2 separate regions of the Mus musculus genome follow, and region 2 is linked to region 1. The links are chromatin loops, found by intact Hi-C in ENCODE. Cell type or tissue: heart. All regions are shown on one strand. Each heading gives the region's core, and the rest is flanking DNA. Links, peaks and the distances in the headings are about the cores only.

Region 1 (16,598 bases), core at 2,981-10,980:
CTCTTTTGAATGTGTTCTTTCACACCCCCAGATCTTCACATGGCTCTTTCTTTGTGTCCCAGTAAGATCACTAGATCTTATAAATGAAGCTTTATTGAGGTAACATTGAAAGTTGACTGGTTGTGTATCCTCTCCTCAAATGTTGGTGTTAGAGATTTCATCTTCCAGGTGACTGTATAAAAGGAAGTCATTTTAGTTAAATGAAGTGCTATTGGTGGGATTCTTGGAAGACTGGTGTGCTTCAAAGAAGTGTCAGAGAGCTTCCCTCACTCACATCGGAATACAACTCCGGGATACAGGCCTAAGAGAAATTGACTACGCTGGCATCTTGATATTAAGCATTTAACTTCCATGGTGAGGAAATAAATTCCTGAAGTTTAAGCCCCTAGCTAGTGCTGTAGTGTAATGATGGAAAGAGCAGACTAGATAGATACACCGCCATACCCATTTGTTAGCATATTGTCTAGAATTCCTTCTCTGATCCAGAAAGAGAATTGAGGAGTGTGGTAGAGGGTATATATATCTGCTAAAATATCCACTTGCACCTCCAGAAAAATGATTGTCAGTGTCTTTGCTGGATCTTTCTTACAGTCCTAGAATATTTGATGGTCATAAGATCAAACTGTATGTTGCAACAGTGATACAGTACACTCTGCTTCAGTTTCATCATCAGTGAATACAGGACGTTACAAAGGATTTGATAGAAGGGAGCAGTGTTGTGGTACCCAAGAAACTTAACAACACAGATCCTTATAAATGACACAAATAATTAATGGGTAATACTTGTCAACTACAAATACGATAGAAATGATCGGACCTAAATAAATTTAGGAGTAGAATTTTTAAAAAATATATGAGTATAAAGAAGAAGAGGAGGAGAAGAAGGAGGAGGAGGAGGAGAAGGAGAAGGTAGCACCACATTGACTGTCATTAACTTGTGTGAGCTCTCATAAGGATGGTGAATGCCCTTAATACAGTTTATTATCACTATGTATTTGTTTCTCATTTCTGCCTGCTAAGTATACGTAATTCCATGAGCAATTCTACTACCAGTAGTGTATCTTTTTTGTGTTAGTGCTAGTCTATTTGTTATTCTCAACCCTACTAGAAGTTCATGTTCTAGGACTTCTTTATGTTTGTAATGCTGGTATCTTTCCTCACTGAGTACTATTAAGGGTCTTTCTGAGATTAATCACGTGCTAAGATTGCCAACTCACACATTCCTAACCTTGTCAGTTCCATTTGCACTGTTTCTGTTATTTACTATGCTCTTTTCCTTTTAAAAAATGCTTCATTTAATATCACCTTCAAAATTTAAAAAGTCTTTATTTGTTCTTTTACAAGCAACAAGGACATTAAAGGAAACCTAAATTTTAACCAGAAGTCACATAGCTGATGTTTTTTATTCTCTGATCTTAAAGAAGTTGTCTCATCATTATGTACTTTCATTTTCTCCAACATTCCATGCTTCCCACTTATTTTATTTATTACCTTTGCTTATGAGTGCCAGAGTTAGAGAATGCTTAAATCAATATATCATTTGTTTATGAAGTATTTTCTTTGTGATCATGAAGTACGTACTGCTTGAAGGAGTTCCATGGGTGGGTCCATGAATTTGGCAGGGCCAAGGTGGGGGTAAGGGGTGGAGGATGGGGGTCTGTTAAGTCATTTAGCCACATAGTGAAATAGTGTTTGTAAAATGAGAAAAGTAGAGCGATGGTGTGCCTTGTGATGGCTTGGTTGGCACCTTGACACAGCGGAGAAAAGGGGACTTCAATTGAGGAACTACTGCCATTTAGATTGGGCTGTAGGTATGTCTGTGAGGCATTTTCTTTTTTTTTTTTATTTTTTTAATTAGGAATTTTCCTCGTTTACATTTTCAATGCTATCCCAAAGGTCCCCCATACCCACCCCCCCAATCCCCTACTCACCCACTCCCCCTTTTTGGCCCTGACGTTCCCATGTACTGGGGCATATAAAGTTTGCAAGTCCAATGGGTGTGAGGCATTTTCTTGAGTTTTACTTAATGTAGGAGGGCCCAGCCCGCTGTAGACGATACTATCCTAAGCAGGTGGGCCTGGGCTATATAAAAACGGTTGCTGAGCAAGCCAGGGGGAGCAAGCAAGTAAGCAGCACTCCTCTGGTTTCTGCTTTAAGTTCCTGCCTTGAGTTCCTTCCTGCCTTGACTTCTCTATCTGATAGTCTATAACCTGTCATATGAACTATCTTTTCTTCTCAAACTCTTGAAACAAATGACTAAGGTGTCTATTTAACATATGAAGGTGAGCCTGACTACCACGTTCTTCCAACATTTCTCAGACCCTACCTGTTACAGAGTATTTCTGGCATACCACACCCTCTACCCACTCCTCCACCTCACCCCCCACTCCCCCTGCTGCCCAAATCCCCTTCTCCCAGAGGCTCTTCCCTATTTAATCTAGCCATTTTGGTTATAGGCCTTTCTCTTATCTTTTTGGCCTCTTAGCGTCTGTGCCTGGTTCCCCTCTTCCTCTTCTCCCTCCCCTCCACATGTCTCCTCACATGGCTCACGGTCAAGTCTGCTCTGGATTCAACCAAATGCCTCCGCCTCTGGCTGTGCTCTCCCTTTTATCTACAATAAACTTTCTTCTCCACCATACCTAGGAGCAGTCATGTCCTTTACTATTTTTTTTTCATTCTCTCCCCAAGTTGCTTTCAGGCAGTGTTTTATCACAGCAAAAGAGAAAGTAAATAATGTATGCTCTAAATTCAGTATCTATAAGTTAAACTGAGGTATTTTATGATCAGCTGAGCAGCAGATTGCTGAGATTCTGATTGAAAATTGGGGGGGGGGGGGCAAAGGACTGAGAACTGCATAGAAAGAAAAGGAGAAATGATAGACAATGCTCCCCAAAAGATATAAAAATGTCCCATAGTATTAAATATATACTAAAGTCACTGCTAATTAAAATCTAATTATAAAAACAGGGGAAAAAAGGATGTTCCCAACTGTGTGACTGCTGACAGTAAAAGATAAGATAGTACATTCCATTGGCCAAACTGAATGGAAGTAGGCACTCTAAGTGTATGTGTGTGTGTGCGCGCACATGTGTGTGTGTGTGCGTGTGCGTGTGCGTGTGCGTGTGCGCGTGTGTGTGTGTGTGTGTGTGTGTGTGTGTATCTGTATATCTATACTTGGTTCTGTGTTTGTGTCTCTATGTGTGTGTGTTTCTTTTTTTTAATTGGGTATTTATTTCATTTACATTTCCAAAGCTATCCCAAAAGTCCCCCACATGCTCCCCCACCCACTCCCACTTCTTGGCCCTGGCGTTCCCCTGTACTGAGGCATATAAAGTTTGCACAACCAATGGGCCTCTCTTTCCACCCATGGCCGACTAGGCCATCTTCTGATTCATATGCAGCTAGAGACACGAGCTGGGGGGGGGGTGCGGGGGGGAGAGTACTGGTTAGTTCATATTGTTGTTACACCTATAGGGTTGCAGATCCCTTTAGCTCCTTGGGTACTTTCTCTAGCTCCTCCATTGGGGGCCCTGTGATCCATCCAATAGCTGACTGTGAGCATCCACTTCTGTGTTTGCTAGGCCCCGGCATAGTCTCACAAGAGACAGCTATATCAGGATCCTTTCAGCAAAATCTTGCTAGTGTATGCAATGGTGTCAGCGTTTGGAAGCTGATTATGGGATGGATCCCCTGATATGGCAATCTCTAGATGGTCCATCCTTTTGTCTCAGCTCCAAACTTTGTCTCTGTAACTCCTTCCATGTGTGTTTTGTTCCCAATTTTAAGAAGGGGCAAAGTGTCCACACTTTGGCCTTCCTTCTTCTTGAGTTTCATGTGTTTTGCAAATTGTAACTTATATCTTGGGTATTCTAAGTTTCTGGGCTAATATCCACTTATCAGTGAGTACATATTGTGCGAGTTCTTTTGTGATGTTCAACATCCTTAATCATCAGGGAAATGCAAATCAAAACAACCCTGAGATTCCACCTCACACCAGTCAGAATGGCTAAGATCAAAAATTCAGGTGACAGCAGATGCTGGCAAAGATGTGGAGAAAGAGGAACACTCCTCCATTGTTGGTGGGATTGCAAGCTTTTACAACCACTCTGGAAATCAGTCCGGTGGTTCCTCAGAAAATTGGACATAGTACTACCGGAGAACCCCGCAATACCTCTCCTGGGCATATATCCAGAAGATGTTCCAACCGATAAGAAGGACACATGCTCCACTATGTTCATAGCAGCCTTATTTATAATAGCCAGAAGCTGGAAAGAACCCAGATGCCCCTCAACAGAGGACTGGATACAGAAAATGTGGTACATTTACACAATGGAGTACTACTCAGCTATTAAAAAGAATGAATTTATGAAATTCCTAGGCAAATGGATGGACCTGGAGGGCATCATCCTGAGTGTGTGTGTTTCTGTGTGGGACTCTTGGTATCTGTGTGTGTATGTATGCACATACTGTGTATGATGTATATATATGATGTACATGTGAGGGCAAGTACAGGCATGACATAGTGCACATATGTCACATAAGCTGTCAGAGGACAGCTTCCATTAGAGCGTTGGTCTGCACATTTATGCCTCATTTTCAATGCAGACTCTCTCATGTCATTTTTGTCGGTACAGGTGTGAGGTTAGCTAGCTTGTGTGCTGTGGGGCAATTCTCCCAGACTGGTACTTTTTATATGTGTTGAAAATGAAAACTAGTACAACCATTTCAGTGGGAATTTAGCAATTACACATACCCATATATCATATATATATATCATACACACATACACATATACAGAGAGAGAGAGATCATTTAGTAAAGTGCTTGCTACACAGGACCTGTATTTGAACCTTCACAGCTCATGTTAAAAAAGAAAAAAAAAGCCAGGGCAGTGGCACGCATGTGTAATCCCAGCACTGAAAAGGCAAACATGTGAGCACTCTTTTGCTCATCCTCTGCTCTTCTGTGTCCTACAAGAATGAGTGTATGGAGAGACAGGGCTAAAGTGTCCTTAGCTGAAGTGCAAACTTATGCTTTCTTTGGAAAGTCGGTTATGTTAATTGATGTTTTGCTGGGGCACAGAGGTGAAAGGATGTCTTGCTAAAGCAGACATATGGACGAATGTTTTCCTGAAGCAGACACAGGTGAAAGGATGTTTTGCTAAAGCAAACACGTGAAAGGATGTATGAGGTTAAGAAGAAATATGAATGTAACCCAACAGACAGTGTATGATGCTAGAGATGGTATTGCCATTCCTTACTGGTCTTTGTTTGTCACGACTTTATAGAAAGAAATGCACCAAAAAACTTCTGGCAGCTTCTTGCCACTTCCTTGGACTTGGGCTGATTGGCCGAGTGAAGTGGAAGTTTCTGGATACGTCAGCTGACACAGACTTTCATGGAGTTTTACTGAGGCAAGATCTGTGGGAGGACATGTGATGTCTGGAAGGAGTATAAATAGGACTCAACGGACAATGACAGCTGGCTTACATGGCTAGCTTTGCAACACTTGACTTAGTTGAGAGAGGCATGGCAGAGAACTTCTCCTGGCATCCCCGCTGGCCCTGGTCACTCCTGCTGACTTGTGCCAGTTCAGCAGCGGCCTGGCTGGTTCTGCTGGGTCGTGCCACCACTGCTGATTTGTATTTGTTACCCTGACAGTACTTCTAAACAGGGTACAGCAGAGCCTTGTGGTTTCTTCTGGATCGACCTGACATTGCCGATTTGTGAATGGTGTTTATGAGTGGATTGAGCTGTCACTGCCAATTCCTGTGAACTGAACTGCTGATTTCCTGACAAAGCAGATTGAATTTTCTCCAAAGAACCATTTCTAACCAGGTCCACTTCCCTATATCCTAGTAACGGTTCTCTTCCTCTGCCTCTGATAGGTGGTAGGCTACAAAAGGAAGGTTAAAGCATTTAAGAACCCTTATTAAAAGTAGGTTCTGAAAAATCAAAAAAAAAAAAAAAAAGAAAAAGAAAAGAAAAGGATTCTTAGGAGCTTGCTAGCCAGCTAGTCCAGCTAAGTGAGTGACCCCCAGATTAAGAAAGAAATTCTGTCTCAAAAAATAAGGTGGAGAGAGCTGAGGAAAATATCTAACGTTGACCTCTGACTTCCACATGCACACACTCACATGCATGCACAGATGCACACATAGGCATACATATAAGCACACATATATGCATAAATATGCTACGGCATATTATCATCATAATAATAGTCATACTCAATGAAATAAATTAATAAGTAGAGAATACCAACATGGCTATGTATGTTATAACAGATATTGAAAGCAGTGTTTTGGGATCCATGTTGTATGGCTAAAGAAATAAAAGCTTCCTAAAAATATTGTTAGATAGTGATCCTCTCAAAACTAAGTTATGAGTAGCAATTCAATGACTACCTTTTATGTATTTTAGGATTGCGGAAATAAATAAATATACTGTGGATAATGATAGTATGATTTCTCATTGTGGGAAAAGAGATGGGGTATGCTATCATGAACCCTGGGGTAGTAGTTTGGAATCTGAAGCTTCAGTTTGGAGGTCAGCTTTTCCTATATTAGAAGATATATCAGCTAAAGATATAGGTAAATACATATGGAATGCATGGATGTGCACACGTGCGTGTATTTTCTTTCCTTCTCTCTCTTTGCGAGTCTACTGTAGTACCCTCGCAGCATGCTCATCCATCATTTTAAAAACCTCATCATCTGAGCCAGGGCTCCTTGGCCTGATTCAAGAACTCAGGCAAGAGCATCTCAAGAGGAAGCCTGAACTGTTCTCCTGGGCCAAGAAGCAAGGAGGTGGTCAAGATGTGACAGATGTGCAAAAGGCCAAGTGTCTCCTCGAGCAGCCCCACTGCTGGGACTGGAACATGCAGAGTTAAAATATCCAGCCTCACACTTATGTAAATAAACAGCAGATATAAGCCTTTCTTTTCCACGATTGCCTCCCCTAATAAAAATGGGCTGTTGTCACCTGTCCTGCAATTCTGCAAGGATTCATTGAGGGAGACAGTTTGAACAAGGCATTGCATGCACATATAATCATCCTACATTATGCAGATTCGCTTATAAATGTTAATTTGTCTCCCTGACTCATTTTTTTTTTTGGACACAATCATTACCCAGAATGCCTGAATATCACAATTTTGAACTTGAATCACTTTTGGTTTTTAGTCTTGGAAGTCTGTTGTCATTCCTGTTTGGTGGCCTCCTTCTGAACACAGCCTAGAGTATCCAGAGTGCTCATGTGGAACTCAGCACCATTTCCTTGTGTTCTGTGTTGCTTTTCCTCCCTCCATGTACACTGTGGTCCAAACTGGCATGATGCTGTTTTCTGCTAGATGCCCTTGGCATACCAATGGCCAGTAGAGAGCGCTGCAGGCTTGAAAAAAGATGACTCTCCTGTGCACAACCCTCTAGGGAGATCAGCTGCCATCCCACAAGGCTGTTTATCTCCTATGGTAAATTCCAGCTTGGCCACAGACACACTTTAAGCACATCTTCTTTTTCCTGTGTGAATATCGGATAGACCTAATTTTAGTATCATTCAAAAATGATGATGATCCTATTTTCTGTGGGTATTGTCTTCTAGTTATTTTGATCCTTGAAAGCAGAAAATGTTTCTACTTTTTTTTTCTTTTTGGTTAATCCTTCAACGTTCAATTTAATAATCTTCACAGCAGACTTGATGTTATCAACCCAGTTTTAGGTATATGCTAATCTTAGGAAACAGATACAAATCAAATCTTCTATGTCTGAGAGAGAGAGAGAGAGGAAGTTATGCCTGCCATTTGCCCGGGACTTGAGGATGCAGCACTTTTTTACAAGGTAGGATACTGTGCATGATCTGGATATAAATACATTAAACTTGACATAATTAATGATAATTAAGCAAAATACTGTTCACTCATTAAATATTTGTCAAGCATTCATGAAAGCCCCACACTATGTAGAACAGTGAGGATAAAATAGTCTTGTGGCAAATAGCAGACCTCTGTCCTCAGTGAGTTACAAAGCATACAGATGTGCAAACGCATGTAGTAATGTGCCATGATCTATGTGCCATGTAACCATGGTACACTGTGGTGCAAGGAAGGTATAGTGGGGTACCAAGGTCAAGGGGTGCTACTGAAATGACTAAAGAGGTCTTTACAGAGATGATCAGTTAGGGCCAAGTTTGAAATTCAATCTGTCAAGGGCAAAGAGAAGAGTTACAAAGGTTAGCTTGACCATAATCAAGGAAACCATCTAGCAAACAGTTGCAAAAGTTTAGTCTGGTGGCAATGACAGTTGGGCAGTGAGACTATCAAGCACCCCACATTCTGCAGATCTCGTTATAGGAACTGGGTAAATGAATATCCACTCAATATACAAAAGGAGAAATGAAAAGAGAAATCAGATATAAAGAAATAGACGTAGGCTTATAAATCATCACTAGTGAGGCTGAGTCGCAGGGTACATGTTGGAAGCAGGCTTGAGTATAACCAATACTGTCTCAAAAGAGCACCAACAAAGTTAAAGAAATAGATTATTATGAGACGAATCATTCGCTTATTTAACAAATTTATATTGTACAACTGCAGTTCTAGGGTCCAAGGAGCTTGTTACCAAAATCTCTGTGCTCTCAGTAAATGTGGATTTTAGAGGCTGCCGAGATGGCTCCGTGGTTACGAGCACTTGCTAATTTTGCAGAAGACCTGCAGTAAGTTCCTAGCACCTACAGAGAGGCTCACAATCCTCTGTAGCTCCAGTTACAGAGACTGCAACACCCTCTTCTATCCCTTTTAGAAACCGAGTACATACGTGGTACATGTATATACATACAGAAAAACACTTACACATGAAATAAAAGGTAAAACTCTTTTTAAAAACTGAAGAAATGTACATTCAAATACTATTTTGGTTAATCATTTTTGCCAACTTAATTGGCTTGAAACATCACCTAGGAGATTACTGAAGTGAATCTCTGGATTAGTCTACAAACGTGTTTCCGTGGGTTATTTGATCATGAAGGTTCTGACCTAATGAATGGCTTGATCCCTTGATGGATTCATAGTCTGATGACATTTTGAGGTGATGAAAAATAAAACTGGGACTTCATAAAAGTAAGTGGGCTAATGGAGTGTCTGTCAGGTTTTCTCTTCTCCAAGTCCCCTTCCCATATTCCACTTCCTCTGCTTCCTGCCCACCGTGATGTGCAAAGTCCTACCCCACCATGCTTTCTTAGGCATGATGGGCTGAGGTTACTTAACCATGAAGTCCTTCCTCTTTGTTTCTGTTATATACTTTGTTACAGAAACAAAGTAATTAATACAAATGGGGAAAGCAGACAAACATACGTGTCAGTTGTGCTATAAATGCTAGAAACCAAAGCGAAAGAGAATAGGAGAACTATAAAATAGGAGTGGAAGGCATGGCAGATGGCGGCTAGGAAAACACTCCAAGATAAGAGTTCGGTCAGCAGGAAGTGAGTGAAGAAAGGAGAGCTATGCACATGTCTGGAGGAAGAGTGCTCAGGCTACAGCAGAGGAGGCACAGAGAAGAGAGGAGAGAAAGGCAGACAAGAATAGAAAGGACAAATGTGATGGGCTGATCTTGGACAGATTGTGACAGGATATCTTTCCAGACACACGGCTTGGCTGCAGGTTTTGGGCCCATAATAAATATCAGTTTCAGAGGAGTGGAGGCCAGAGAGAAAATGGAAGACTCGAGAGTGAGTCCAAGCTTCCTTGATGGAGTCCTAGTGCGGTCCGGGAGTCACTCAGCATAACTAAAACGTGCTGGGGCAGATGTGAATCATTTACTCTAGGATATGTGGAGTTTGAGAGATCCAGGAAGTGGCTGAGAGATGGTCAGCAGGTCAGATGTACAGGACTATGTTGCTCCAGAGAGATATCAGAACAAGAAATAGTAACAGTGCACTTAAGTATGGGAAGTGATAGAGTTACTAATGCTGGAAGGGGAGGGAAAAGGACCCCAATGTAGGAGCTAGAGAAAGTACCCAAGGAGCTGAAGGGGTTTGCAGCTCCAATGGAGAGCTCCCAGGGACTAAACCACCAACAAAAGAGTACACATGGAGAGACCCATGGCTCTAGCTGCATATGTAGCATCGGTTATCAACAGGAGAAGAGGCCCTTGGTCTTGTAACGGCTCTATGCCCCACTGTAGGGGAATGCCAGGGCCAAGAAGAGGGAGTGGGTGGGTTGGGGAGCAGGGGGAGGGAGGAGAGGATAGAGGAAGGGAAACCAGGAAAGGGGATAACATTTGAAATGTAAATAAAGATAATATCTAATTAAAAAAAATACTTTCCAGGAAAGGCAGAAGTAAAGAAGAGAGCCAACAGGGCAGAAAAAGGATGCTTGGAGGTACAAATAGAAATGGGAGAAATGCAGCATCGCAGAAATCAATGGAGAAGAGATCTCTTGGGAAGATACAGCAAGATTGTTCACCGAGAAAACACCATTTACAGGAATTACCTTTTTGAGAAAAAAAAAATTTCAAAAGGAAGAAATGAGGCAACTGATAACCAGAGCGAAATGAAGGCAGTGGAGAAAGGGCCGTTCTCTCTTTTGTGTTTTTGCTTTAAGGGTGATTGAGCCTAACATGTTCTCAGGTCTTGAGAATGGACGAGAATTCCAGAAAAGAGAATAAAATGTGAGGAAAGAAGGAATGACTAACTGAGCGAACTCACGAAAGACAAAAGAGCGAGGGCATTCGTTCACTTGGGAGTCTGGCCTGCTGATGAGAATACCACTCTGTATAAAATGTGGGCTCCTGTCTTATTTTCAGTTCTGACATTTTCATGTATTTTTGTGAACATTTTTATTTTTAATGTTATTTAATGGGGTGGGGGAGGTGTCTCGGTGGATAAAGTACTTTCTGTGTAAGCAGGAGGATCTGAGCTTACATCCCTAGCACCCATGGACCTGCCAGGCAGGATGCTGTACATTCAGGGAGGCAGAATAGGAGCATCCTAGCCACTTGCTCATTCATTGGTCTAGCCTAAATAGTGAACTCCAGGTTCCATGAGAGATCCTGTCTCCAAAAAATACGGCGGTGAAGAAGACACATGCCATCCTCCTACCACCATATAGGCGCACAAAGATGAGTGAATCTACACATACAAATGTACAACCACACACACACACACGAATAAAATTTGAAAGTTTTTATTTATTTTTCATCAGCTGAAATTTTGCCCTACAGCTCTTGTTCACACACATGTGCATTTACACACTTGCTAATAAATGTCATTATGAAAATGTCATTACAGTTCACACTAATCATCACTAAGGAAAGGCTCACTTTGTCACAAGGGCTGAGGGATCTAAGAAATTAGGTAGACGTGAATACTTTCTTGAAGCTCATTGGGGACTGTAGAGAAGTTGAATGCTTCGTGACTGATCTAGTAAGGAAAACTAAATGGAAAGACACCGGACAAGGGACTTATCTCCCACAGATGGGCCTGGGTTCCATTAGGTAGTCACGAAATCAATCTACAATAAATCCCTTATTCTTTGGTAAAGCTTTCTCCCGATTGGGGGCAAACACAGCAATACTCAACAAAAGCATATCTCACAATATCATCAAATTATGGACCCATGTAGCACATTTCCTTAATTTAGTACATTTCTTTCTCATGGCAGAATTTATGTCCTTCCCTCCATGATAGCTTTCCCCATCTCTGATATATTCATACAGGAGATTTATGAGTATCATATCTCTACTACTTTTCTAACAACATAAAGTGCTACCCACATAGTTGATTGGCATAGCTTTTATTTCTTGTTGAAACCTAATTTAAATTCTTTATTGCCGCTGATTTACAATTTTCACTGGTGATAAAAAGAATAAGGGGGGTTTACTTCTGAGTATCAAGGCTCACAACATTATAAAAATAGCTAGTTGCTGGCAAAATGTCCTACTGGCCAGTCATGTAAACCTAAGTAATTATTTTGTCATGTATTGGCAAAAGAGCTGACATCTATTCATAGTCTTATTTCCAGGGTGTGATAAAAAACATTTAGCACCTACCTTTATGTGTTTGCCAATTTCTATAATGTAAATGATCATGGTTGATTTCAAGTTATTGACCTAACATTACTGAGTGTTAGGTAGCTCATAAATGTATTCTATTTCTACCATACAGGGGAAAAAAACAGGAATGCAAATAGTGAATACAAATAGCTGTGCAATGTATTTAAAATAACTAGCTTGTGATAGCTCTTGGTGTGGCTACCTTAAAAATATAGAGAGGGGATGTATTATAGTTGGTAGAGTGTTTATGTAGAATGCACAAGGCCCTGGGATTTATTCTCCAGTGCTGCATACACCAGTCATGGTGGCACACACCTAGAATCCCAGCATTTGAGAAGTGGAGACAGAAGGATCTGAAGTTCAGAATCATCTTCAGCTATATAGCAAGTTTCAGACCAGGCTCGGATATGTGAGATTCTCTGTCAAGTCAACAGCAATTTTAAAATTTAATTCCAAATTCTAATTTTAAATACTTTAGCTTTTAATAATAGATTACAAACTTTCTGAAAACAGAGCAATGAGTTCTAATGAGCATGGGTGGACTAGGTCTAGTACACCTCTGTTACATTCTAACCTCAGTGGGAGGGTTACTTATAAGGAGATAAATAAACTAGACAGAGCAGCATCTCTGAAGGGTTCATGACTGCCTAGTAAGAGAAACTAGGAGATTTCTGAATAAGCAGATCTTCCGTTCAGTGCTACAAGATTAAAATATATCATGTGTCTTGAAACATTTACGTCGCTTTGATTCTTCTAGCTTTGTACTATGCAAGTGGGGTCATACTTTGAGTCTGCCCTGTTCTACCATTCTGTTGGTAGATGTAAGAGAATGGAATCTTTCTCTATTGCAATTGAGTCTATGTCGTAAGATGGCTAGTGTTGGGGCTGGAGCTTTACCTCAGTGGTTAAGAGCAGTTGGCTCCCAGCAACTGGTTCCTAGCCACCTATAACTCTAGCTACAGGGAACCAAGGGATCCAACGCTTTTCTTTTTAATTTTTAAAAATTTTATTTCTTCATTGAAATGTGACATCATTTTTCCCTTTCCTCCCTCCAACCCCTCCTGTATCCTCCCCCTCAAACTCCTTTTTTTGTTATTGTGCCCTCTTCTGGTCTTCAGGGGTACCTGCATACATATACATTTTTTAAATTACATCTTTTTTTAAAAGATAATTAGCCTTTTCAAACACAACTCACAGAGAATTATTCTTGGTGGGAATAATACCTCTGGGATTGAGACTTCTTTTAGCATTGCTTATGTGAGAAGAAAAATTTCATTTCCTCCAGTCTCATACTGAAGTCACTGCAACTTAGGAAAGTGTCTTTTTATTTTCTCCACTCTCAGTTGCTTCTGAATAGGCCATATTTTGGACTTACTTTTCAGGGCTTGAATCAGTCACCCAGATTTGAAAGTCCTGAGCTTAAATATACAAATTCTAACTACTGAGATGCTATCCACTCAGGAGAGAAACCAAGAATCCAAGTGCCAAATCTTGGGAGTTCAGCTCACCTGAAGGTGAAGAGCAAACTGGAAGACGCAGTTCTCAACGATTGTCATTTCTAGGTCTAGCTACTCACACTGTTGAATGCCACAATAGAAATTTTCCTTGAATGCAGAAGCTATACGTCGTTGATATTTTCCATTTATATACTGCCTAGCAGATTTCCACCCTGAGCAAATTGCATTTTAAAAATACTTCTCTCCTTTGGTTATAAAAATCTGCCAATCAAACAAACCATTTTCGTGTAGGGTTTTCCAGTGGTCTTCCCAACCAGAGTTAGTTTCTAGAAAATTCTGCTAAACGATTAGTCTTGAATAAGGTTTTATCACATACAATCAAATTTGAAAAATATAAGAGAGAAAGAAGGAATAAGGAAAGAAGGGGAGGAGGGAGGAAAGAAGGAAGGAGGAAGGAAGCAAAGAAGGAAGAAAGGAAGGAAGGACAGACGAACCTGTGCCTTCTCTACATGACAAGAGCCAGGAGGAGTCTTTGAGGACAGTCACTGCTGTATTTACTATGATATGGGCCAGTTGGTTTAAAGCTAAAAGAGATGGGGGTGCTTAATATTAAATTGAAGATTATTGTTCTGATACCATTCTTACTCAAGGACTATTGATTTTTTTTTTAAATCAAGCTGTTTAAAAATGTTGTGCTAAGGATGAAACCGTATTCAATGACAAATGGGCTACATAAACTGTCTTCACAGGCCGCTTATCAAAGCCTTTCACATGGTGCTGGACGTTTGTTTTGATGGCAGAATCTGAGTCCCGCACCCTTATCTAGCTTCATTATTATGGATATGAACATGGTTCCCTAGACTCTGGCTGGTTCCACAAAAGGATTTTTTTTTAATCCACCTTGATAAATTCTCCATTCACTAAGAGCTGGGGACTGTTTTTATTCAGCTCTATTGTAGCTTAAAGACATCTGACCTGAGTTTTTGCAGAAAGTTGTCTTTATAGGGAAAACATTTAGGCTACAGTCTTTAAATATTATGCCCTTGTCCCTTCTCTTTTACTTTGTCCAAACCAGAAATAAGTGCCTTAAAAAAAATGTTCACACTGGAGAATCCAGGAGGTCCTACGATGAAACATGGGCACTAGAGAAGAACTAAGAGCTGCTGAATCCCTGGAAAAGCATTCTGGGGGAGCATCCATCTCACATCAGCACCATATCGCTTCAGATCTGGACAGCTCTTAGGGAAAAAGCAGTCCCACAAAGCTGCGTTATCAATTGTAGAGGTTTCTCGGTTTGTGCAATTATTCTTTTTTGGTTTATCATAACCAAGAAGTTGACAAGGATCTAACAAGCCAGCCGGGGGGCAGGGGGTGGATGGGTGGGTGGGGGAGGAGGGGGGAAGGGAGATGTCTGTCATGATGGTCAGTAACACCAACTCTGAGTTTGCTAGCAAGGGTATTTACTGTAAGCTGGGTATTCTATTAACACTAACTTATTTATGTGTAACACAAATGCCTTGGAAGAAAACCTTACTGTCTCTACTTTATAGTTTAAAACATGAGTCATGGAAGGGCCAGGTGGTTTACTCAAGGTCACAAGCTTAGAAAAATAATCCAAACTGAAGCATCCTAGTCCTGGGTTCCCACCCTCCTGCACCTTGCCTCCCTTCCTTCCTTCCTCTGGCCCTTTCTGCCTTCCTCAGTAGTTGCATTTTTAAGTTCTTTCAGATTTTCAGGATCTAAAGTGGTCTTACGGTATCCCAGTAATTGGAGTTATTTATAAAGAAGCTTTTAAAAGTAAAAAAGAACAAAGGAAGTAAAGAAGACCCAGGAAAACTTGAAGCAACTAAAGCACAGAGGCCAATTAGAATCCTTCCTTCCCCACCCAGTCCCCACCAGCATCTCTACCTGTCTCGGATTTGACTTGCTTCCTATTGGTTATTCTCCTCTCTTTCATCTTTACTTCTATGTTTTTGCCTTACTCTTTATGATAGCTAATCTTAGTTGTCAACTGTCCCACATGTTGAATCAGTTAAAGTCCAAGCAGCTGGGCATACATGAGGAGGAGTATTCACCGTAGGACCACTTGAAGTAGGAAGACTAACCCTAAATCTGGATCATTTGACATGGAATGATCTACCTTAAACCCAGGCCACACCTCCTGGTGTCAACCTACCTAAAAAAAAAAAAATGGAAAAAGGAAGCTTTGACCTTTTGCCTACTTGTCCTCTCCCCCACTGGCAGGATCACCTATCCTGCTGGTCAGGTGTTTTTTTGCTGGTATTAGAATTACTTCCTCAGGATTTCAATGTACATTGAAGACCAGCTGAGACATCCAGCCCTGTAGACCGAACAACTACCGATTCTTGGCTTGTCCAGTGGGAGACAGACACCCATTATTAGACCACTTAGACCTGTAAGTCACTCTAATAAATTCTCTCTTAACATACACTTATTGATTTCATTAATTAATTAATTTATTAATTAGTTCCTTAGTTCTGTTCCTCAAGAGAACCCTGACTAATATACTCTTATTATTACCTCGTGACCTTGGTTTTTGTGCTTAAAGCACAACTTTCACTAGTATGAGAGAGTTCAGCTTATGTATTATTCATCTGGATTAGATGCCTCTCCTATACTCTTCCTTGGACCAATTCTTCCCTCCATTAAACACCTTTTAAGGAGGCTTCACCTGCTCCTGAGAAATTCCTTTAATGTGCTACTCCTCAAGCCAACATGAAAATGGACAGCATTATGCTTTTACACATGACTTCACTCTTCCATCATCTACACCTGTCACAAGATCAACCAATCAAAACTTCTTTCTTGCCAATATAAAAGGGTCTTTTTCGTTTTACCCTTTTATTCAAAAGACCAATATTAAAAACCTTTAAAGATAACCCTCCAATGCCATCTCATAGAACAACCTCCAAAAAAAAATGCTGAAACATAAATGCAGCATTTAATTCTAACACCTATCTAATGTTTTCTATCAAATAACTGTGGCATTGACTCTGGTATGTAGTACACATCAAATCACAAAGATGCTAAAGCTAGAATAATGTGTCTGTTACGGTATGTTGACTAATCAAACTGCT
Region 2 (16,598 bases), core at 4,627-12,626, 240 kb before region 1:
AAGCCTACTTTGTTTTAAACATCTATGAAAATAACAAAAAATTAAAATTGAACAGAGAAAAATATTAACTATACTGCACTTACATTATGACTACTTCCCATGGTCTCCAGCTTGTGTACTACCAGCTGTCCCAAGACTTCAGAACATCCTGTCCTTAAAAACCTAAGAGATTTCATGAGATATAACACACACACACACACACACACACACACACACACACACACACACACACACGTGTCTCTGTCTCTGTCAGTTTGCCTCACTGCCTGCCTGCCTGCCTACCTCTCTGGGTCTCTCTCACACACAACACACACAACACAACACAACATACACCACACACACACACATTCACTCACTCAGTCTCCAACATTTAGGGCCTGGTTGGGGGGGACCTATGGAACATGTAGCCTGGAGTGCCTATGGGGAGCCTATGGAACATGTAGCCTGGAGTGCCTATGGGGAGCCTATGGAACATGTAGCCTGCAGTGCCTATGGGGAGCCTATGGAACATGTAGCCTGGAGTGCCTATGGGGAGCCTATGGAACACATAGCCTGCAGTGCCTATGGGGAGCCTATGGAACATGTAGCCTGCAGTGCCTATGGGGAGCCTATGGAACATGTAGCCTGGAGTGCCTATGGGGAGCCTATGGAACATGTAGCCTGGAGTGCCTATGGGGAGCCTATGGAACATGTAGCCTGCAGTGCCTATGGGGAGCCTATGGAACATGTAGCCTGCAGTGCCTATGGGGAGCCTATGGAACATGTAGCCTGGAGTGCCTATGGGGAGCCTATGGAACATGTAGCCTGCAGTGCCTATGGGGAGCCTATGGAACATGTAGCCTGCAGTGCCTATGGGGAGCCTATGGAACACATAGCCTGGAGTGGGAAACCTGGAAGAAAACCTCTGTCTACCTTTTCAACCACTTTCCAAGTCTCTACTTGAAATCTATGAAACTATGGTCAAACACATGGTACATAAAAACTTCAAAATAATGCCACAGATGGAATGAGAAGGGGAAAGCGTTAATATTCTGCCTGGAGTCCACCCCCACGGTTACCTGGCAACAGCCAGGTAGGCCTGACCTACTATACAAGGGGTTGCTTGCCCGTCCTCTTACTCTCTTGCCTCTTGCCCTCTTGCTCCCCTCTCTCTCTGCACTCCCCTGCTCCCTCTCTCTACATGGCCATGGCCAGCCTCTACTTCTCTCCTCTCCCCTCTCTGCCTCTCTCTGCCTCTACTACTCTTCCCCTCCCCATGGCATAAATAAACTCTATTCTATACTACACCATCATGAGGCTGGTCCTCAGAGGGAAGGAATCCTTACTTAGCAGGGGCCTGCCAAGGCACCATTCCCCCACACCTCACCACACGCCCATAGAACATGTCTTAATATTTATCTTTTTACAATCACAACAGAAAGCCCTCAGGGAAAATATCATAATTACTAATAAAGTAATTTTACCTTTTGCAATTCTATATTCTCTCAAAATAATTAATGATAATAGCAATGACTAAGACTTCAGCTGCAAAATCCAAATGAAGTATTTTTCTGAAGGCCAAGACATCTTGAAATGAGATTAAATACATAGTAGACTACAGACCGGATCAAAAATCTACTAGCTTTCCATTCTCTTTCTAATCTGAAATTACCAAATCATGAAAATAGTGTTATCTTAGTCTTACTAATCGTAACAGCAACAACACAAGCGTTGGCCTTTTGGGAGATGAAATGTAGCCTCCTCCCATCCACCTCTGAAGAGAGTGGCTGATCTCTCTGGAAACGCTCCAGAACACTGTGAAGTATCTGAGGCCCAGAAAGGAGCTGCGGAAGACACTTTCGGGAGGCTTTTTCAAAATAAATCCCACACAACAAACGGAGGAAATTCCTACAAGATGCCGGTTCCCTCTTCTCCTTGCTTCTAACTACTTGGGAAATGTTCCCAGTCCTCAAGCATCTGTCTTCGTCTCCTCTGCGATGGGAGTGTCACAGACAGACTGGGACTCGGCAGAATTAGTCACACCAGGGCTAAGGCCATCGCTGGTCCTACCACAAACACCAGTCTGGCTCCAGGACGGTCAGGACTAAATGCAGACAATGAAGATCGGTCCCTGTGCTTGAGTCCTTCCCTGAATTCTTCTGGAGAGCTCAGTAACGAGCAACCCAGCCGAGGTCATTAATTAACATTTGGGCGCTTTTAGATGTCAGAGAAAAACAAACCATTCTGAACATAACAAAGTCACCATGTGGACTACACGCCATTGAACATTTCAAGTTCAGGATCATTTAATATTTCAATGGCATAAAGGAATAATACTTTAATAATATAGATATTAACCTCTAGAAAGATTAAGTAACTTGTCAAGAATCACTAAATTTAACAATTAGAGACACCTCTGGATGAGGCAATGGCTGTACTTGTGTCTTCCTGGTTTGTTATTGGTCCCATCATATTCTCCACACCTGATCTGACTCATGGCTTCCCCGCCTCTTTTTTTTTTTTTTTTTTTTTTTTTGGTTTTACGAGACAGGGTTTCTCTGTGTAGCCCTGGCTGTCCTGGAACTCACTCTGTAGACCAGGCTGGCCTCAAACTCAAAGATCTACCTGCCTCTGCCTCCCGAGTGCTGGGATTAAAGGCGTACGCCACCATGCCCAGCTCCCCCCTCTAAAGACGTATACTGTAAACATCCTTTTGACGTTTTGACATTGGCTGAAATATTGTAAAGTTGCTTCCCACATCTGCTCTGTTTGAGAGTTAACGTAATCTAGCTTGCTCTCTTTCCCTCTCAGCTTCTCCCTTACCAATCTTTCTTCCTTTCTTAATATAAAAGGTAAACTAAAGAGTATTATTCCATACTAAAATCCAGCAACTACGCTTCATGTCAGAAGCTGCTAGTGAAAGAAAAATATAATCAATAACAGAACATAAAAAGAACGATCTAGCAATTTCTATTCATTCTATATATAAATTAACATCATATTTAAGTATGCTTTACATAATAATTTACACTGCAAAGTAAACAGCTAATGTTTAATTTAAAAAACATACTTACTAATATAGCCCTATAGCTTATTTACAGATTAAGATAAAGCTTATTTTAAACTAGAACTGTAACATATGTAATTTAGTGTTAGACTATATCCTTATAACAAACAGATACTATTACCATGATGAAATGCTAGGCAGTAAATCTTTGTAATAAAGTTACAAAGTATAGTGAGTGGCATTAATCTTCAGTGTGCACTAGAAGTTTATCTCTTGAATATTTAGCCTAAATACAGCTGCATTTAAATAGAGTATGTAGAGTTCTAATGGCCAACAAAATGAGTACAATCTATGTATCAGCTTTTAAATTTTCTATTAAACCTGTTTTCAAAACCTTTTCATTCCTGCTGTGAGTGGAATTGTATTTGGTCTCAGCAGCAGCTAGTCAAAGGGAAAATATAATCAATGAGGAAGAACAGAAAAAGAAATACCTAGAAATTCCTATTTCATATAAAAGGGAATCTTTAATCTATTCATTCTATGTATAAATTAGCATCACATTTAAGCATGTTTTAAGTGATAATATGTATCACAGAATATTCTACATTATAAAGTTTTGTTTATTGTTATCAACTGCCTTCAAAAGAAACCTTTAAAAAATACTGCACACAACTTTAGAAGCAAAACTGTGCTCAGAAAGTGACCAAGACAAAGAAGGTCTCCATCTGCTGGTGAGCTCAAGGCAGCAGCAAGGTGAGCTCTGAGTCTATGGACACAGAGACAACAGGCAGACAGTAAACACTGCTACAGTGAGCTCTCATTGTCTTAACTCAACTAGATAGAGATGGCATGGACTATGGTGTGATTACTGTCCACCACAGCCATCCACAGCGGCCACCCAACCTGCAGTTAGAATGTGGGGGTTTTCCTAAGGATGCTCCCACCCAAGGCCAACATCTCCTAATAAGGATTAAAATGCAAATTATCAGGTTTCATCTTCATGCTACGGACTGGAAACTCAAGCAGGGGTAGGGATAGTTCAGAGACCAAGTCAAATTCAGCAGAAAACTACATCTGAGAACAAATATTTCTGTAACAAAAAGTCAAAAAAGAAAACAAATTGGAGAGAACTTTGTAAAAACACACTAATAATCAGAAAAGAATACTTGAAATTAACAATAAACAAAAGATCCAAGGTAAATGGGGAAAGAATCTGTGGTAGTGACGAGTGTACAAAGAATGATGGTGAGGAGAGTGACCCCTGCTCTCCACTCCCTCTGGGGAACGTAAACATGACACTGAGACTATAACACAGCCAAGAAACTCGACTAACATCGATATAGGACCAACAGCATAGCTTAAATTCTTTACTAAAATATTATACATTTATTTTCAAATTAAAAAATAACTCAACAGAAATGTGCAGGAAATTTCATCCCTCACTGATTATTTTTAAAAGGTATTCCTGCATTTAAAACTGAGGCCCCTGAGAAAATCCATATGAACACCTGTCTATAAGCACACAATGAAACAGACCCAAACATACATCTTTTCCAAACGAATAACCTCACAGCCATATGCTTTTATACTCATAAAGGACTGAGCAAGCTTAGGAGCAGTTTACAAAGGAACCTACAACACAAACAGAAAAGAGGACTTGTCGGGCACGTTGGTAATGCGACAAGAGTCACATGCCAAGCTAATACACCATATTCATAATTTCTAAATGGAGTTTTTAACATTTAAAATTCACCAGAATTTTACTTTTAATAACGTTCAACAACAGCAGGGAAGGGAAACAGCAGCCTAAGTGTGAGGCCGTGCAGCCTGTCTGTCAGGTCAGAGTGCACACCCCAATGTGTAATGGCCGCCAGCGGAGCGAGAGGCAGCCTCCTCTTTACCTTCTCTACCTTTCCACCGTTGATGTCACTGGGAAGGAACTTCTTGCCAATTGTTCTCAAATCTGTCTAAAATAAATATTTTATCATTAAAATAGAATTATAGAAAATTAAAACTAAATTCAGGCTTAGGATCAAAAGAAATTACTTCAGGTTTGTGGAACAAAAACTAAGCAAACATCTTTAACTAGTAATAAACTATAGTTGCTATTTTCAAATAATGTACTGGCATCTGTGCATTGCTCCAGGAAACAAACAGTGAGAGGCCGAAGCAGCACATTTCTTTGTTACTCTTCTACCTTAGTCATTCTTCTCCACTGAAATCCCCAACAGTACATCACTATGTCCTACTGAAAGCTAATGCCGTATCCAAATATCAAATGATAGCTCTGGACTACAATAAAGCTGTGTATGTTTTAATAACCAAATCCCATATATTCTTAACATCCAGAGCCATGAAAACCTATCACTGCACCAGCCTAACACCCCTAGTGCAGCAAGCAAAGGCAGTGACAGGGAAGGGAGCCGCTGGGCAGTGGAGCGGCAGCGCCTGCCCTAAGGCTCTCTGTCTCCCTGCTTGCTATGTAACCTACAGCGGTGAGGGCAAACGGTGAGGAAACGGTAGGTAGGTATGTGTAATTCAGCACACCATCACACACAGAAACTAAAGCATAGCGGCTGCTCACAGAGGTGACAGGAGCATCCTGACCTGTGACAAGTCCATATACAACGTGGGGCTCTTCAGGACTATGGGAGGGGCTGTCTTCAAAATGAAAACCTAAGATTATGTGGAAGGTCATTCTATGGAATATGGATCTCAAGAGAGATAATAAGACTGTCTTTTATACTTACTAAGCACTGAATAGTGTGCAACAAATTAAGACTGCACTTAATTGTTTCTGAATAATTCAAATATTTGAACCTAAATTGCATGGAAGATTTTAATGCTATTTCTTAATATTTATATTTTCCTACTTACAAATGAAAACAATAATACTTGTCTTTTTCAACACAAAAATCTGAGCATAAAGAAAACATCTAACCCTGAGATACAGAGGGTGGGCAGAGGCTCAGTGGTCACCAGCACTTGTTGCTCTTGCAGAGGACTTGGCTTTGGTTACCAGCACCCATATGGCGGGTCACAAGCATCTGCGCTGCAGCAACCTCAACTGACTTCCCAGGCCGCCAGGTACTCATTTATACAGGCAAGCCAACCACGAGTACACAGAAGGAAAGGAAATGATGTTTTCAAATAAATTAAGGCTACAGCTAATCTAACGCAAACCAAATGGAAAACTGTTTTAAAGAATTGTCAGTTCTTACTATTATGAAGCTACTCAAAGTATGGATTCTACAAAAAGTTGGAAAGTGGACTTTTTCCTTTTCATTGCATTGTATATGATATTTACAACTAGCTAATATTAGGTCACTAAACTTAACAAGTATCTCTGTAACTTTTTTTTTCCATTTTTATTAGGTATTTAGCTCATTTACATTTCCAATGCTATACCAAAAGTCCCCCATACCCAGCCACCCCCACTCCCCTACCCACCCACTCCCCCTTTGTATCTCTGTAACTTAAGAGACAAAAATTAAAGATCTCCTCTAAGTCATTTACTTATCATAAAACACAGTTTATGATGAATTTTTCATTGGTATAGCTTAAATTTTAAAAATGTCTAAATAAAGTTAATAAACGTAACCTACATTGAGAGCAATCAGGATGATGTCATTTATGCTGCCTTTCCCAGGAGAGCTTGTGCAGGCTTCAACGCCTTCATCTGAAAGGTACCTGTTAAATAAAATAAACAGCATAATAGTACCTACATTTAATAGTAAGCAAAATTTTATAATATCCAGTTTTATTTTCTATTTAATACTAAGAGCAAAACATCCTAGTCTATATGCTATCCTAAGAATACATACATATTTTTCTATACCCTTAATGGGATAATATATAAAAATAAAATTATCCATATGATTTGTGGGAAAAGCCACTGAGTTCTAAGTCTGCCTGTGATGCGCTATCTTAGTTTCAGTAGAAATGACACGTTATATAAGTTTAATCTGCTTACAAAATTTCCAAAATGATTTTTAAAAAATGAACAAAAGCTTCCTTGGAATTGTCTTCCCCAGGGAAGAGCACAGTAATTGATCATCCAGTAATTGATCATCCAGTAATTGATCATCCAGTAATTGATCATCCAGTAATTGATCATACCAGTACCAAATACCAGTCAGTCAGTCCTGAAAACATGCATACAAGTAACGTTATGCAGGCTGAGCAGTTTATTTATGCATTTAAGAATACATACGCATATACACATATGTATGTAACAATAATTAATGAAAATAAAGACCATTTATTTGCAAGAGAGCAAGGAGGGGTGTATGGGAAGGATTAGAGGGAGGAGAGAGGGAATGAGACCATTATACTTTAATCTCAAAAAGAAAACATGCATTGGTTTTAAATGCTGCCTGAGTTAGCAAGAAGGCTCAGTTAGACAATGCACTTACAGAGTGTCCAGATAACTCTAGTTTGATCCCTGTCACCTATGAGGTTTAAGAAGAGAGCCAGCTCCCACAAGCTGTCCTGACTACCATGCTTGCACTATCGTACAAGAGTACACACACACACACAAAATAATAAAATTATTGGTGTCACTTAATTACCATTCAAAAGCATTTCATTCAACTTCAAAAACAACCATTTCAAATCAGCAGTCAGCTCCAACTAGATGGAAAATTGCAGAGCAGCAGAGCTGAAGGTCACTACCAACACCTTCACCTCAGGTTAAGAGACAGACACACCCAAACCCTGAAAACATCTGGAAGGCAGAAAGCCAGGGTAAAAGACAGGCTATTGTTTCAACCTTACTTGCTACATCCAGATGTCAGGGCTCAGGAACACCCACTATAACCAGGATGGCCAAAACAAAGCCAGCTTGCCCTGATCTATCTCTGAGTCTGGGACAATCCATAGGCCTCCTGGCCAGCAGCCCTGCACACTGCACAAGGCCCTACCACCAGGCAGCCATGACCCAGCTTCAGCATGGGGACCAGGGAGGCAGTTACTGTCTCATCTCATTTCCGGCCCTTGTGCTTTTATTAAGCCAAACAAAGCAGGCTTCGGCTCACACGGGCACATGCACTCCGATACGTAGGAGCTTGTTGGGTCATCCACAGAGCAGCACATGCTCACTCGTGCAGAGATGCGGTGTGACACTGTGGCTATTTCTCTAATAGTGAACAGTCACAGCTAACCGTTTCAGGTGAAAGTAGAAGGGGTCTTTTATGCCATTTCATACAGCACGGGAAAGGGAAGAACACAATCAGACCCGCAACTAATGTCCTTACCAGCGGCTGTCAGCTGAAGGTGTCAATCACTTATGCTCCTGTTTTGTCAAGAGTTCACTAATCATATATATATATATATATATATATATACACACACACACTTTATATAGATATTCACATATATAAACATATATATTGAATTGAATTGAATAGGTATATATGAATAGGTATATATGCGTGTTTATGTACATATACATGTATATCTCCACTCACTGAGATGATCAATGTCCACTTATGTGTGAACTGAAACTCAAACTTCGAAAATAACAGGACAGAGTCTATTAGTACATACAGACAGCACGTAGTCTATTAGTACATACAGACAGCACGTAGTCTATTAGTACATACAGACAGCACGTAGTCTATTAGTACATACAGACAGCACGTCGGCTTTAAAATGTCAATGAGAAAACCATCCTCTGAATTAACAGGGGCTCTATCAACCTAGACACAGGAGCCATGTGACAATGAAGCAATAGCCTTGTCTCTGAATTAAATGTCTTCGTGGGACTTTTACTGCAGCTTTGTGTTTTGGTTTCTTGAGGGATGGGGGAAGACGGTTGGCAGGGGTGTGTCTCTGAACTATATTTTTTATTTGCTGCCACACTGAGTCACTAGCTCCTATATGATATGTAGACATCAGATTGAAAATTTAATATGTAATTCCTGATGGAACATGAAGATAAAGTAACTAAATTCCAATAACTCAAGCTACTGTGGGCACAGCAAACATATGAAATGTAAAAAAAAAAAAAAAATCACTTATGCTCACACTAGAACCACTCAATACATGGAGACTGCAGAGAGCAAGTTTCCACCTTCCCTCCACTGCAGACAGCGCGGCCTTGACAATATGGTCTCCAATAAACCTTTGTTCTGCCCACGGAACAGTCTACTTTACAGGCTTTACTGTGTCTTGCTTAAAAACATCTTAAAAATTCAAACAATATACAAATAAAAACAAAACAAACATATAAAAAGGCAGGCCCATAAGAATAACAGATTATTCAACCAAAACTTTTAAGACCAGAAGGGCATTGAAGGATTCCCTATTGCCAAACCATATTACTGTTATCAGCAAAATTATGTGACATAACTGAAAAGAAAATACTTTGCATGATAAAAATTGACTAAGGGTTTCTATGACCACTTAGCAAGCGCTACAGAAGATACTCTGTGGTGGTTTGAACTAAGAATGACCCCCACAGGCTCATCAGGGAGTGGCACTACTTGAGAAGGCTGAAGAGGTGTGGCCTGATTGGAGGAAGTGTCACTGGGGGCTTAGAAACCACAAGCCAGGCAGACCCGGCATCACTCTCTATTCCTGATGCATGCGAACAGAACGGAGAACTCTCAGCTCCTTCTCCAGCACAGTGTCTGTCTGTGTGATAGCAGGTTCCCTGTCACGATGATAACGGACTAAACCTCTCATCCTCTGAAACAAGCCCCAATTAAATGCTTTCTTTCAGAACAGTTGCCATGGTCACGGTGTCTCTTCACAGCAACAGCAGTGTGATCAAGATAGAGTTGAAAGAATCGTTTGGCAAATCCATCCATAAGTACACAAGAAAGAACAAGCCACACTAGAACAATTGAGCTGTGTAGATGTCCAGTACCTGATGACCATACAATGGAATTGTGGTACCTCTACATAATGGAACTTCATTCATGTCTAAAGAAAGTGAAATGACAAGGAAAATGGACGGGACAGGAATTAGTATACAAAGTGAGGTAACCTAAAAACACTTGCTCTGTCTTATACACGGATCTTCAAGATTTTCAATTTGTGTGCTGAATTTGGAGTGTTCATAGAGGCCTGAAAAGTAGACGGTCCATGATAGCGGGAAGGGTGCAAGGACTTAAGGTGGCTGAACAAAGCAGAACACATGACAAAAGTAGACAGGGAAGTCTGTGGGTTAGAGGGTCAAGTGCAGACGGGGAGGTGAGAGACAGGCAGGAGGGCGGATACATGAGCACGCTCACATGAGCGCTCTCTCTCTCTCTCTCTCTCTCTCTCTCTCAGTCACACACACACACACACACACACACACACACCAGAGGGGGATGAGTGTGTGTAATTGAACGAAATGTACATAAAAGTGAATGAAAAGACTTAACAACAACAAAAGGATGAGCACAGGTATCCTGCATGGATGAGAATTTTTCTTCCCAAGGGAAGCATTGGTTATAAGATAAAAATCTCAGAGCAAGGGAGGTCCCAGCAACCTCACAACAACACAGTTGCTGCTTTTAGTTGCCTATTATACCGAGATAAGAGCTTTTCCTAAGGACATAATACACTTCAGTTGCAGGACACAGAAATCAAGCTGGAAATACAACTTTTTCTATGGTTCTATGGTTTCTATGGTTTACATATAGATGGCCCAAAGCTAGCTATATATATATATATATATATATGTGTGTGTGTGTGTGTGTGTGTGTGTGTGTGTGTGTATACATATGTATATATATATATACATATATATATATATATATATATATAAAAAGAGAGTGTGTGTGTGTGTGTTTAAAGTCCCTCTGAGTATAAGTCCTTGGTGGTAGTCTTAATTTAGTAAACTTCTCTCAATACAACATATATTTCATTTAATAATAAACTATCTTTAGAATTGCTTTTCTCAGTGTTAACTTTTTATGATTTATGTACAAATCGAAGATATTTTTGCTGCTATATTAATCTGTTATAATAATTTTCCTGCATACACATACATTCACAACACATTAAACATTAGTGTCTTTTACATCAAATTTTAGTTTGTTATAAAAATAGACACACTTAAAGTCAAAGAAATCATCATGAAAGTCATAGTACACAAAAGGCCTAACTTCAGAAAAATAGTCTGTAGCAGAAATAAGACAAATGTGCAAAAACTTATTTACAACTAACTAAACACTACAGAGTATCTATTATCCTGAAAAGCTAGTTAAGGAAATACAAAACAATATGGATACTTAAAATTAACAACCTGCTGGTCAACTTTAAGAATTTCAATGGCCAGAGTAAAAGTTCTAGGGGAAATCTTTTACAAAACTATATCTAAGGTAACATTTTAAAGCATTTAAAATTTGGAAACTAAAAATCAAAAGTTGTTGTTGTTAAGGACTGTCTTTGAAGAGCTGACCTAACAGGGATAATTATGAAGACTGCACTACCGGAAAAGACCACAAGATGGCAGCATCGATTCACTAGTAAAATACTGCATTGCTGCTGGAAAGCAAAGCCTCAAATAAACGTACTAAAGCAGGCTAGGACATTTCATTGTTGTTGTCGCTGTTGTTGCTGCCAGGAAATAAAGAGAAAATAAAATGAACTGTTGGAATTTCCGAATTTTTGTTTGATATAAAAATCAAGTTTAGAAGAAACTCCTTTAGTAGACATTCAAAGGTACAACTGATAAAACAAAAAACAGTCCATGAAAAGATACATTTGTTTACTTTGTTTCTACACTTATCCTTTGGAAATGCAGAAATTTATGAATACAGTGTGAGTGTGTGACTGTGTGTGTGTGAGTGTGTTGCATAAGTGCACGTGGGGTTCCAAGGTTGGCATGGGCACACTGTCCTCAAAGCCCACCATAATAGACAGGTACTGTGCTGAGCCTGGAGGCAGCTGCTCTGGTGCTAGCATGTCTGAATGCCAGGGTCACAGGCAGGCAGTCACATCTGCACTGCTTATGTCTGTCTGAGGAAGCCCAGCTCCGGTGCTCAGATCTGTACAGTGAGCACCTAATTGTGTTCTGATGTGTAGTAGCTACAAAGATGCTTTCTTTCTCTTTCTTTCTTTCTTTCTTTCTTTCTTTCTTTCTTTCTTTCTTTCTTTTTTGGGGGGGGGCATATTTTCTTTATTGACATTTCAAATGTTATCCCTTTTCCGGTCCTCCCCACCGCCCCCAGAAACCCCCTATGCTATTCCCCCTCCCCCTGCTTCTATGAGCGTGCTCCCCCACTCACCCACTCACTCCCACCTCCCCGCCCTGGCATTCCCATACAATGGGGCATCAAGCCTTCATAGGACCAAGGACCTCTCCTCCCACTGATATCCAACAAGGCCATCCCCTCCTACATAGACAACTGAAGTCATGGGTCCCACTATGTATACTCTTTGGTTGGTGGTTTAGTCCCTGGGAGCTCTGGGGGTCTGGTTGTTTGATATTGTTCTTCCTATGGGGCTGCAAGCTCCTTCAGTCCTCCTTTCTCTAGCTCCTCCATTGTGGACCCTGTGCTCAGTCCAATGGTTGGCTGTGAGCATCGACCTCTGTATTTATCAGGCTCTGGTAGAGCCTCTCTGATACAGCTAGCTGTATCAGGCTCCTGTCAGCAAGCACTTCTTGACATCTACAATAATGTCTGGGTTTGATGACTGGTGGGGCAGTCTCTAAACTGGTCATACCTTCAGTCTCTACTCCACACTTTTTCTACATATTTCCTCCCAAGATGATTTTGTTCTCCTTCTAAGAAGGATCAAAGTATCCACAATTTGGTCTTCCTTCTTGAGCGTCATTCGGTTTGTGAATTGCATTTTGAGTATTCAATGCAATCACCATCAAATTCCAACTCAATTCTTCATAGACTTAGAAAGAGCAATTTGTAAATTCATTTGGAGTAACAAAAAACCCAGGATAGTGAAAACTATTCTCAACAACAAAAGAAATTTGGGGGAATCACCATCCCTGACCTCAAGCTGTATTAAAGAGCAATAGTGATTAAAAAAAACCTGTATGGTATTGGGACAAAGACAGGCAGGTAGATCAATAGAGTAGAACTGAAGACCCAGATATGAGCCCACACACCTGCAGTCACTTGATCTTGACAAAGGAGCTTGAAGCATCAAGTAGAAAACAGACAGCAACAAATGGTGCTGGTTCAACGGGCAGTCAACATGTAGAAAAATGCAAGTTGATCTATTCTTATCTCCATATACAAAGCTTGATCAAGTCCAAGTGGATCAAGGACCTCCACATAAAACCAGAGGCACTGAAACTAATAGAAGAGAAATTGGGGAAAAGCCTCAAACACATGGGCACAGGGGAAATTTTCCTGAACAGAACACCAATGACTTATGCTCTAAGATCAAAAATAGACAAATGGGATCTCATAAAATGGCAAAGCTTCCGTAAAGCAAAGAATACTGTCAATAAGACAAAACGGCAACAGACTGGGGAAAGATCTTTAACAACCCTACATCCGATAGAGGGCTAATATCCAATATATATACAAAGAACTCAAGAAGTTAAGACTCCAGAGAACCAAATAACCCTATTAAAAAATGGGTACAGAGGTAAACAAAGAATTCTCAACTGAGGAATACTGAGTGGTTGAGAAGTACCTAAAGAAATGTTCAACATCCTTAGTCACCAAGGAGATTCAAATCAAAACAACCCTGAGATTCTACCTCACACAGGTCAGAATGGCTAAGATCAAAAACTCAGGTGACAGCACATGCTGCAGATACTGGAACACTCCTCCATTGCTGGTGGGATTGAAAGCTGGTACAACCACTCTGGAAATCAGTTTAGCGGTTTTTCAGAAAATTGGACAGAGTACTTCCTGAGGACTCAGCTATACCACTCCTGGGCATTTACCCAGAAGATGCTCCAACCGGTAAGAAGGACACATGCTCCACTATGTTCATAGCAGCCTTATTTATAATAGCCAGAAGCTGGAAAAAACCCAGATTCCCCTCAACAGAGGAATGGATACAGAAAATGTGGTACATTATACAATGGAGTACTACTCAGCTATTAAAAAGAATGAATTTATGAAATTCCTAGGGAAATGGATAGAACTAGAAAATATCCTGAGTGAGGTAACCCAGTGAAAAAAGAACACACATGGTATATACTCACTGACAAGTAGATATTAACAACAATGCTTTCAATATTGTTTCAATAATTGTTTCTCTCTGATACCAAAATAAAAATGACATTTGAAGACTAACTATAAAAGATAGGTAACAATACATCATAAAATCATTTCCCTATTTAAAATATTAAAATGCTTTCCATACCGAACCAACCCATGAAGATTCTAAGCCTGGAAGGTTTATTAGAACAGCTGAGCAAATAATAATTTTAAAATATATCCTATAGAAGAATACAAACTGATCCATTCCTATCTCCTTGTACTAAGGTCAAATCTAAGTGGATTAAGGATCTCCACATAAAACCAAAGACACTGAAACTTATTGAGGAGAAAGTAGGGAAAAGCCTCGAAGATAAGGGTACAGGGGAAAAATTCCTGAATAGAACAGCAATGGCTTGTGCTGTAAGATCGAGAATCGACCAATCATAAGATTGCAAAGCTTCTGCAAGGCAAAAGACACCGTCAATAAGACAAAAAGGCCACCAACAGATTGGGAAAGGATCTTTACCTATCCTAAATCAGATAGGGGACTAATATTCAATATATATAATGAACTCAAGAAGGTAGACTCCAGAAAATCAAATAACCCCATTAAAAAATGGGGCTCAGAGCTAAACAAAGAATTCTCACCTGAGGAATACCGAATGGCAGAGAAGCACCTGAAAAAATGTTCAACATCCTTAATCATCAGGGAAATGCAAATCAAAACAACCCTGAGATTCCACCTCACACCAGTCAGAATGGCTAAGATGAAAAATTCAGGTGACAGCAGATGCTGGCGAGGATGTGGAGAAAGGGGAACACTTCTCCATTGTTGGTGGGATTGCAAGCTTGTACAACCACTCTGGAAATCAGTCTGGTGGTTCCTCAGAAAATTGGACATAGTACTACCGGAGGATCCCGCAATACCTCTCCTAGGCATATATCCAGAAGATGCCCCAACTGGTAAGAAGGACACATGCTCCACTATGTTCATAGCAGCCTTATTTATAATAGCCAGAAGCTGGAAAGAACCCAAATGCCCCTCAACAGAGGAATGGATACAGAAAATGTGGTACATCTACACAATGGAGTACTACTCAGCTATTAAAAACAATGAATTTATGAAATTCCTAGCCAAATGGATGGCCCTAGAGGGCATCATCCTGAGTGAGGTAACCCAATCACAAAGGAACTCTCACAATATGTACTCACTGATAAGTGGATATTAGCCCAGAAAATTAGAATACCCAAGATATAAGATACAATTTGCTAAACACATGAAACTGAAGAACAAAGACCAAAGTGTGGACACTTTGCCCCTTCTTAGAAGTGGGAACAAAACACCCATGGAAGGAGTTACAGAGACAAAGTTTGGAGCTGTGACGAAAGGATGGACCATCTAGAGACTGCCATATCCGGGGATCCATCCCATAATCAGCTTCCAAACGCTGACACCATTGCGTACACTAGCAAGATTTTGCTGAAAGGACCCAGATATAGCTGTCTCTTGTGAGACTATGCCGGGGCCTAGGAAACACAGAAGTGGATGCTCACAGGCAGTTATTGGATGGATCACAGGGCCCCCAATGGAGGAACTAGAGAAAGTACCCAAGGAGCTGGGGGGATCTGCAACCCTATAGGTAGAACAACAATATGAACTACCCAGTACTCCCCAGAGCTCCTGTCTCTAGCTGCATATGAATCAGAAGATGGCCTAGTTGGCCATCAGTGGAAAGAGAGGCCAATTGGTTGTGCAAACTTTATCTGCCTCAGTACAGGGGAACACCAGGGCCAAGAAGTGGGAGTGGGTGGGAGGAAAGTAGGTGGGGGAGTGTTGGGGGGACTTTTGGGATAGCATTGGAAATGTAAATGAAATAAATACCTAATAAAAAAATATTTCCTATAAGATTTCATATTTGGTGTATCACAAAAACCACAGTAGTCAAGGTAACTTAACAATGTTCTTCATTTAGTAAACTTTCATAAAATTCAAAGTGTATGCTGGGTATTATTTCTTTCATCAAGGTTATATTTTATGACCTAACTCAATATTTTCATACTTTAATTTAGAGGAAGAGTGTAGCTAGTTTCAATAACCCATCTTTTAATATATGAAATGGTTGCATAGTTCTGTCTCCTTTCTTGACACAAATGTGATATGGCTCCAAAACCATACACTGTCCAAGGCTCGGCTGGAGCTTACTACCCTGTACTTGAAATTGACTTCTGTCTTCCAGCACCCATGACTGCAGAGGCCCTGCCAGGGCCTCAGGAAAGCAAGCCTGCCTGCCTGGGATTAAGCTCAAGGGGACCACAGGTTCAGGGCCCGTTTGCATCTCTGGAGGCAGCATGACAAGTCACCTGTCTGCACTTTAGTGAAGCAGGGCTGTCTGCACTCCACACTTTAACAAGCAGGATCCGTCGGTTTCATCATTTCATGCTTCAATTTATCTCCTACAAAACACAGAAATACTAGAAATACTGATCCGTAAAGT

What was found. Peaks named below come from ENCODE experiments on the same cell type or tissue, not always from the same donor. Only the 100,000 strongest peaks of a DNase experiment are listed, where the experiment ranks them.
Region 2: a loop joins it to region 1, with 3 times the contacts of the local background. A loop is called at or near these places in 4 of 42 quality-filtered maps.

What each region holds. Positions count from the first base shown.
Region 1 is chr14:87,206,090-87,222,687 of GRCm38, reverse strand. No RefSeq gene overlaps it. Among named protein-coding and RNA genes, the nearest start is that of Diaph3, 73 kb to the right of the region's middle. In heart, for the core only: a CTCF peak has its summit at 7,378 (motif pointing right); no DNase peak of the experiment used is centred there.
Region 2 is chr14:87,447,112-87,463,709 of GRCm38, reverse strand. It overlaps Tdrd3 (tudor domain containing 3), which reads right to left. Exons shown (of 14, transcript NM_172605.3): 2 at 6,592-6,676; 3 at 4,888-4,953. Among named protein-coding and RNA genes, the nearest start is that of Tdrd3, 39 kb to the right of the region's middle. In heart, for the core only: no CTCF peak of the experiment used is centred there; no DNase peak of the experiment used is centred there.